Linked DNA regions of Homo sapiens: region 2 is linked to region 1. A link is an interaction called in ENCODE POLR2A ChIA-PET data of the cell type or tissue named here. Cell type or tissue: GM12878. All regions are shown on one strand. Links, peaks and the distances in the headings refer to the core of each region. The heading gives the core; the rest is flanking DNA. Region 1 overlaps RBPJ (recombination signal binding protein for immunoglobulin kappa J region). Region 2 overlaps LOC124900690 (a long non-coding RNA gene).

What was found. Peaks named below come from ENCODE experiments on the same cell type or tissue, not always from the same donor. Only the 100,000 strongest peaks of a DNase experiment are listed, where the experiment ranks them.
Region 2: POLR2A ChIA-PET joins it to region 1 with 7 read pairs; 3 of 35 experiments call an interaction of 5 or more read pairs at or near these places.

The regions. Positions count from the first base shown.
Region 1 is chr4:26,341,114-26,345,511 of GRCh38, reverse strand. All of the region lies in intron 1 of RBPJ (recombination signal binding protein for immunoglobulin kappa J region), which reads right to left. Among named protein-coding and RNA genes, the nearest start is that of RBPJ, 22 kb to the right of the region's middle. In GM12878, for the core only: no CTCF peak of the experiment used is centred there; no DNase peak of the experiment used is centred there; H3K27ac peaks cover 18 bases.
Region 2 is chr4:26,255,920-26,260,317 of GRCh38, reverse strand. The region is part of intron 1 of LOC124900690 (a long non-coding RNA gene); the gene reads left to right. It also overlaps a transcript of RBPJ not described here. Among named protein-coding and RNA genes, the nearest start is that of RBPJ, 63 kb to the left of the region's middle. In GM12878, for the core only: no CTCF peak of the experiment used is centred there; a DNase peak (open chromatin) is centred at 2,227.

The DNA of each region.
Region 1 (4,398 bases), core at 112-4,111:
CAAAAGTATACTGAGTTGGTGTGATTAGGAAATCATCCAACAGAAACACAAACCTCAGTAGGCGCTTTTGGGGACCAATACGAGGAAAGCCATCTGTTTGCTGGAAATAATATTTCTACTTCCCTAGTGACTACAGCTATCTATGACAACTGGGAAATCCCAAGAGAGGAAAATAAATTTTAACTGCCTCAACACTTTAATTATTCATATAAGCTGTCCAAGAAATTAAAGTTAAATGTTACACAAAGAGATCTCTAGCCCCCTAATATTTTTTGGCTAATTATTCCACTGGTAGTCTACATCTGCTCTGCTATAATTTGGTTATGAATCAGAAGTAACTCACTGGAAAACCTTTATATCTCTTATAAAGTGACTATGAATAATAACTACGATTCACAAAAATGGTTATTTTTAATGTGCACAAAAATCCTCATGAAAACATGTCCCACACAAAAGAACAGCTGTTACTGTCAAAGTTTAAGCTCTTTTGTAGGAAGAACGAGACTAAATTTAACAAAATTTTTTAAATGTTTAAAAATAAAGCAGCAGCTCATTTTAAGCAGCACATTCAACCTGTATTTTTTTAAAATCTTCAATATGAACATCTTATGATCAGGAAACATGTTAAGCATTGCCTTTAAGAAGAATGTGAATCTATTATGATGAGATTCATACATATAAACAGTTCAGAGATTTGCAAATATACACTCTAACACCAGAAATACTGACCATAACCCCACATATACAGTGGGCTTTGAGGTGGGGTGGGGAGCAGGATTCCTCATTTGTTTCCATTGTTGCTATTCCACCCTTCCTTTTTTCTCTTCTGCTTTAAAAGTCATTTCTAGGATTATTTTGAGAAATTTATCTTCTAGGTATATTTTGATTAAAAAATTACCACATCTCCCTTATTATTTGTAGGTCAGCTCCAGGTGATGTCTTTCTGAGTAAAACTACTTTTAATAATTATAGTTAGCAGCCGGGCGCGGTGGCTCACGCCTGTAATCCCAGCACTTTGGGAGGCTGAGGCGGGGGGATCACGAGGTCAGGAGATCCAGACCATCCTGGCCAACATGGTGAAACCCCGTCTCTACTAAAAATACAAAAAAATTAGCCGGGCGTGATGGCAGGCGCCTGTAGTCCCAGCTACTCCGGAGGCTGACGCAGGAGAATGGCGTGAACCCGGGAGGCAGAGCTTGCAGTGAGCCGAAATCACGCCACTGCACTCCAGCCTGGGTGACAGAGCCAGACTCTGTCTCAAAAAAATAAAAAATAAAAAATAATTATAGTTAGCTATATGTCTCAATAACATATTAAAACCATATTCCTAGCTAGGTGTGGTGGTTCACACCTGTAATCCCAGCACTTTGGGAGCTGAGGTTGGCGGATCACTTGATGCCAGGAGTTCAAGATCAGCCTGGCCAACATGGCAAAATGCCATCTCTACTAAAAAGAAGTACAGGCTGGGGGCAGTGGCTCAGGCCTGTAATCCCAGCACTTTGGGAGGCCAAGGCAGGTGGATCACTTGAGGCCAGGAATTCAAGACCAGCCTGGCCAACATGGTGAAACCCTCTCCCTACTAAAAATACAAAAATTAGCCGAGTGTGGTGGCGGGCGCCTGTAATCCCACCTAGCTGGGAGGCTGAGGCAGCAGAATCACTTGAGCCCAGGAGGTGGAGGTTGCAGTGAGCCGAGACCACACTATTGCACTCCAGTCTGGGCAAGAAGAGCAAACCTCCGTCACAAAAAAAAAAAAAAAAAAAAAAAAAAAAGAAGAAAGAAAGAAGTACAAAAAAATTAGCCAGGCATGGTGACACACACCTGTAATCCCAGGTACTCAGGAGGCTGAGGCACAAGAATCGTTTGAACCCAGGAGGTGGCAGTTGCAGTGAGCTGAGATCACACCACTGCACTCCAGCCTAGGCAACAGCGCGAGATTCTATCTCAAAAAAAAAACAATAAACAAACAAACAACCTGTATTTTTCTGAAATAAAAGTGGGTACATACACTATGCCTTAAACTATTCATATGTATAAGCTGGAAATATGTAGCTTCAAATAACCCAATATTTATATCTTTAGGCAGTAACTAGAGGTAAAGCATCATCTATAAATGCTATTACACACAGTAGCTACTGTGAGCAAAAATATTTGATGACAGAAACCACGTCTATAACATATCTTACAATTTATCTGCCCACATATCCAAATAATATGTTTAGAGATTCATTACAACAGTCAAGCAAAAATATTCCAAATTCCTTAAAGTCATAAGAAGTAAAGATTACCAGAACAGAAACTCTCAGTTTGTGCCGTCCTAACTCGCCCTGCTGAAAAAACAGTCACCCTTAGGGATTCACAATAACAAACACAGAATTCATTGCAAGTGTGGCTACAATTTACAAGCAGCCTTTCATTGCTCCATAAAGGCTCATCATTGTAGAAACTCATCAGTTTTTAAGCCACATCCACAGCTGCTGTCTTAGAATAACAACAAAATTTGACAGCAGAGACTTTAAAATGACATTTATACAACAGTTTTACATAAAACAAAAGTACTCCAGTATAATAGAAAGAATGGATGACATGTAGAATACCAAAAAACATGAGAATCTTGAGTCATTGCTAATAGCAATACCTGTCATTTATATAATGCTAGAACCATTTTCCTAAGCTCCCTAGCATGTCAGAGATACCATTACACTGAAGAAAAGTGAAGCAGAGATACTACCCAAATTAATTAGTGGTGAACAGAATGTGTTTCATGACTAGCAACCTGTGTTTTTTGCACAAACCCTTCTTCCAAAATTGTATAGTGAAACAGGGAGACAAAAAAAATTCCACATAAACCTATTCCCTGTTCAACTTTACTCTCCTGCCTCAGATCTATAATCTGCCTGGACTGAGAGGCTTGTCTGGTTAGTGAGCACACTCAATCATGTGTTGTCAGATGACTAAGTTAACCACGCATGGGAGAAAGGAATGAGGAGGGGAAATGCTAGTAGGATCACCACATACTAAATTACACTATCGCTAGCAGATGTTCATACTACAAAGCAGCAATGGAACTGAAATCTGGAGATACAGGTTTGAATTCCATTTCTCCCACCAACTAGCAGGTAAACTTGGTTAAGTTTCTGTAAAACAAGATAATACTACCTCCCTCACCAAACGATGGCAAGGTCTAATGCAACTAGAGACCTCCTGGCTACTAAACACCACATTCCCTTTTTTTTTTTTTTTTTTGATAACCCAGGTGTTCAGCATTTGTACTAATGTATATACTCATCTTTTCTGTCTTCCCTCCTTTTGATACAGAGCAGTGGTTCTCAAAATGAGGTTTCTGGACCAGCAGCAATAGAATCATCCGGGAACTTGCTAGAAACGCAAATTCTTGGAGTTCCACTGCAGACCTTTTGTGTCAGAAACTCTGGAGATGGGGTCCAACCATCTGTGCTTCAGCAAGCCCTCCAGGTGACTCTGATGCCTGCTGAATTTTGCAAGCCACTGTGAGAACTCTGCTTTGGGCAGCCTAGTTTTGCACTATGTCCCATCCCTTCTTGGCTATTCTAGGATGTTGGACTAGCCAGCTACACTTTCTTCTCTCTTGTCTCAATTTTTACCTTTCTACTGAAACATTATTGACAACATACAAACGTGCTGGTATTTCTCCTTTGGACCCCACAATCCCTTCTAGTTCCCTGTTTCTTTGCATCCTTTTACAACAGACCTCTGAAGGGTTCTTTCTGTCTCCAATTTCTCTCCCACTCCATTTAGGTTTTTGTCTCCGTCACTTCAACAAAACTTAACAGTTCCCTCCACGCAGCTAAATGTAGTGGTCAGTTTTGTTTGGTTTTGTTTTCGTTTGGTTTTTTTTTGTTTTGTTTTGTTTTGTTTTGAGATGGAGTCTCACTCTGTCACCCAGGGTGGAGTGCAGTGGTGCAATCTCGGCTCACTGCAACCTCCACCTCCAGGTAACAAGTGATTCTTCTGTCTCAGCCTCTCGTGTAGCTCAGATTACAGGAGCATAGCACCATGCCCAGCTAATTTTTGTATTTTTAGTAGAGACAGGGTTTCACTATGTTGACAGGCTGGTCTCGAACTCCTGACCTCAAGTGATCTGCCTGCCTCAGCCTCCCAAAGTGCTGGGAGTACAGGCATGAGCCACCGCAGCCAGCCAGTGGTCAGCTGTCTTTTACCACATGTTATCTGACTGGATCACTCCCTTCTTGTTGAGCCATCTTCTTTATTTGACTTCTAGGATACTACACTCCTGTTTTCCTTCCTACCCCACTGGCACCTCTTTCTCAGTCTCCTTTGTAGTGTTTTCTCATTTCACCACATTTAAACTTTGGAGTGTCCAGAATGTAGCCCCTGGGTTTTAGCATTACGTTGCCA
Region 2 (4,398 bases), core at 310-4,309, 85 kb after region 1:
TTATTTTATCTCAGCAAGAACTTTTGTCCTGATTAGGGCCATTAGTACATGAAACAAGATATGTATTTGTATTAGACAAGCCACACAAAGTGCCTATCAAACTCACAATTCCCTTCTAAACATACAGGTCCATGCTTTGTTCCACAAGAGCCTTTTTAAAAATGCATACTATGAAAATGTATATTATGAAAAAACTATGCATGGATTTCAAATCTGTTTTGCTCCAAAATTAACTTGTACTAACTTGCTATAATATGTCTGAACAAGATCTAGTTTGAGGCAGTAAGAAGCATAATATATTAGTTTGAAAAGGGCCCCTATCATGACATGAAATTCTGCTAAGATTGAAGCAAGAATAAAGATCAAACTTATGGTAGAAGAATGGTGAAATCACAGATGCTTCATGAAAAGTTTGTGGGGATAATGCCCCAAGTAAATCAGCAGTTTACAAATGAATAACTCATTTCAAGAAGGAATTAAGATAATACTGAAGATGAAATCTGCAGTGGCAGATCCTCCACATAAATTTTCAAGGAAAAAATTCATCTTGTTTGTGCTCTAACTGAAGAGGACCAATGGTTAACAGCAGAGACAATAGCCAACACCATAGACCTCTCAACTGGTTCAACTTACACAATTCTGACTACAAAATTGAGGTTAAGCAAATTTCCACTGTCTGAGTGGCACAACTGGTGCACCTGGATTGACTATAGACAACAGCAGAGCTTTCAGTGGAATTTTAAAAAGTGGGATTGAGATCCCGCAGCATTTCTTTGAAGAATTGCTGTAGGAGTTGAAACATGGCTTTCCCAGTACAATCCTGAAGACAAAGCACAATCAAAGCAATGGCTACCAAGAGATGGAAGTGGTCCAGTCAAAGTAAAAGCAGACTAATCAAGAGCAAAGGTCATGGTGACAGTTTTTTGGGATACTCAAGCCATTTTTTCTTGTTGACTTTTTGGAGGGCCAAGGAATAATAACATCTGCTTATTATGAGAGTGTTTTGAGAAAGTTAGCCAAAGCTTTAATGAAAAAATGCCCAGGAAAGCTTCATCAGAGAGTCCTTCTCCAATACATCATGCTTCTACACATTCCTGTCATCAAATGAAGGAAATTTTGCAAGAGTTTTGAGGGGAAATCACTAGGCATCCACCTTAAAGTCCTGCTTTGACTCCTTCTGACTTTTTTTTGTTTCCTAATCTTAAAAAAATGTTTAGGCCGGGCATGGTGGCTCACGCCTGTAATCCCAGCACTTTGGGAGTCTGAGGGGGGTGGATCACGAGGTCAGGAGGTTGAGACTATCCTGGCCAACATGGTGAAACCCCATCTCTACTGAAATACAAACAATTAGCCGGGTATGGTGGCACACATCTGTAGTCCCAGCTACTCAGGAGGCTGAGACAGGAGAATCGCTTGAACCCAGGAGGCAGAGGTTGCAGTGAGCCAAGATCGCACCACTGCACTCCAGCCCGGCAACAGAGCAAGACTCTGTCTCAAAATAAATAAATAAATAAATAAATAAATAATAAAAAAATGTTTAAAGGGCACAGATATTTTTCAGTTAATAATCTAAAAAAGACTGCATCGATAGGGTTAAATTCCCGAAACCCTCAGTTCTTTAGGAATGGACTAAACGACTAGTATTACACTTACAAAGGTGTCTTGAATTTGATGAAGCTTATGTTGAAAGGTAAAGTTTTTATTTTGTTTTTATCTTTTAATTGCACTTTTCTATGAACTTTTTGAAGTCCCTTTGTATATGATCCTACCATCATGGCCACAGCTAATGAACCCAGAGGTGTTCCCTGCTTCCCCCAGGGGAATGGGGAGTGGAAAAGGCAGCCATCTGTAAACTTTGAGATGGACTGATGAGAGCTCTGCACAATGTACTAGATGCACCAGTACATCTATTCACGCACCCAAACAGATCCTATTTTATTAATGGAGGTTTGATTGTGAGCCCTACAGAAAATACATAGTGGAAAATACAGAGGTGAAGAAGAGAGATTCAGAACAGAGGCAGGAGAGACAGGTAGGAGAAGAGAATAGAAAAAAGTCAATTGGTAGTGAGCAAGTTGAGAGACAGGAAATAAGCAGAGATGCCAAATCATAACCATGGACCACTGTGGAATGACTACAGCTTCTATTGCCATCTGAAGCAAAATGAATGATGCTCTATGAGGCTTGGCTGTGCAGCCACTGAGACCATTTTCTGTGCTTTCTCACTTCCCCTGGTATTCTTACAACACATTTCCCGACTATCTGACATAATGTGAGCCTGTGTCTGCCTCTTTCTGCAGAAATAATCTAACTCACATAGTAATTTACAGATTATGTTCTCATACCGAGCCACCATGTGCAGAAACACACACTTTCATGGGTCATAGCCATAACCTGGTGAAGTTCAACCACTGCTGATATCATCATCAAATCTTGGTTGCCCAGGTTATTTGGGTTACAGATGGCCCCAGGACCATTTTCTCTTCTTTTTGGTTCCTCTGTCTTTAAATATCTCTATGCCAACTAGTATCAAGAAGGCAGGGGATGCAGGGAGAAGATAACTAAGTTAGCTGCTTATTTCTTTTAACATTTTGGTGATGGAAAAGAAGAGACAAATGAGTAGGTGATGTAGCATAGAGGGGCAGCATATGTCTTGGTTTAAGGGCATGACTCCACTTCTCTTTTTTTGAGACAGAGTTTCACTCTTGTTACCCAGGCTGGAGTGCTATGGCACAGTCTTGGCTCACTGCAAGCTCCACCTCCCAGGTTCAAGTGATTCTCCTGCCTCAGCCTCCCGAATAGCTGGGATTACAGGCATGCACCACCACACCCGGCAAATTTTGTATTTTTAATAGAGATGGGGTTTCTCCATGTTGGTCAGGCTTGTCTCAAACTTCCAACTTCCGGTGATCCACCTGCCCTGGCCTCCCAAAGTGCTGGGATTACAGGCATGAGCCGCCGTGCCCGGCGACTCCACCTGTTTATGACTGTTTCTTCGCCAGTAAAATGGGAATAATAGTACTTTATAGGATAGTTCTGAGGATTCAATAACTTGCTAGATATAATAGGCTTGGAGAAGTGCCTGTAACAAAATAATATGTGATAGCAATCATGATTGTTATTATTACCTACCCCATCAGACTAGTGTGGGTATTAAATAGGTTGATGCAAGTAATACATATAGTATAGTACCTGATACATATACTCAACAAATACTAGCAATTACTACAACAACAACGTAACAATGAATACTATGATTCCTGAAGCAGTGTCTCAGTTAATGGACTGATCGTTTTGTATTCCAGTCTACCACATGACTGGGTTGGCACATATGATTGAAAGCTGCAGGTAATTACAGGGTCTCATAAACGCATAGAGTGATGAGAAAAGCATGGAACCATCAACCAGGAGACCAGAGGTTTAGTTCTAAGCTCCAGCACTAATGTGACCTTCGCCTGGTCATCTGATCTTTCTGAGTTTCGCTTCATTGTTAAATGAAGTTCTCAATGTTCTTCCAGCTCATAAATACGGTGATTGTAAGTCTTCATGTGGTTTTAAACTTTGCAAACTCGATTTGTAAGTGTGCATTTAAAATCAAATTAAAATTTGTCCTTACGTCCTTACAACTGATACTGATTTCAATTCTTCTAGCTATGGAAGAAATTTCCTGTTTTATTTCTTAAGACCATTTTTCACAGGTTCTGAAATAAGGGATGATGTAAGTTCAAGTGTAACATTGCTATCTGATCATTCTTATATTATTTTTAATGTAGATTTCTGGAATATTATAAACTAAATGGCTAAAAGTTAAACATTTACAAGGATAGGCACTTTAGTTAGGTATGGACTAGAAATAGTCATTTAAAAATTGTCTCTGACAGTATGTACAATTTGATATCACTATCTCCTATTATCTCCATGGGCTTTATTATGTGAAGAAACCTTATAAAGTTTTCATCAATCCTGTCAGTTGTATCCTGATTTCTCCAGAAACATCATGCTAGTCAAAAATCTTTTTTTTTTTTTTTCCAGAAGCCAGAGATTCTCCTATTCCATTTCTATTTCCAAAGGCAGGGTGGGGCTGTGGCTTGGCAGAGGAGGGTGTGTTTCGATGGGGTTGGCTAGGCAAGGGAAAATAAACACTATAACATGTGGTTGTGATGACAGTTTAGTGTCTAGAGACCATATATCTTTGAGAGTTCTATGTTTATGCATAAAATATCTCCAACTGGTTTAAAACTATTCATGAATCCAGGAGAGAGCTGCTAAGTGAGAAAGGGAGAGGGGAGAGGAAATGAAAAGGAAGGGAAAAATAATGCTTAAGTATGAACCATGGAAATAGAAAACAAGAAGTACCCTTAAAGATCATCTAGTCCAGCTTATTGGTTATTCATAAGG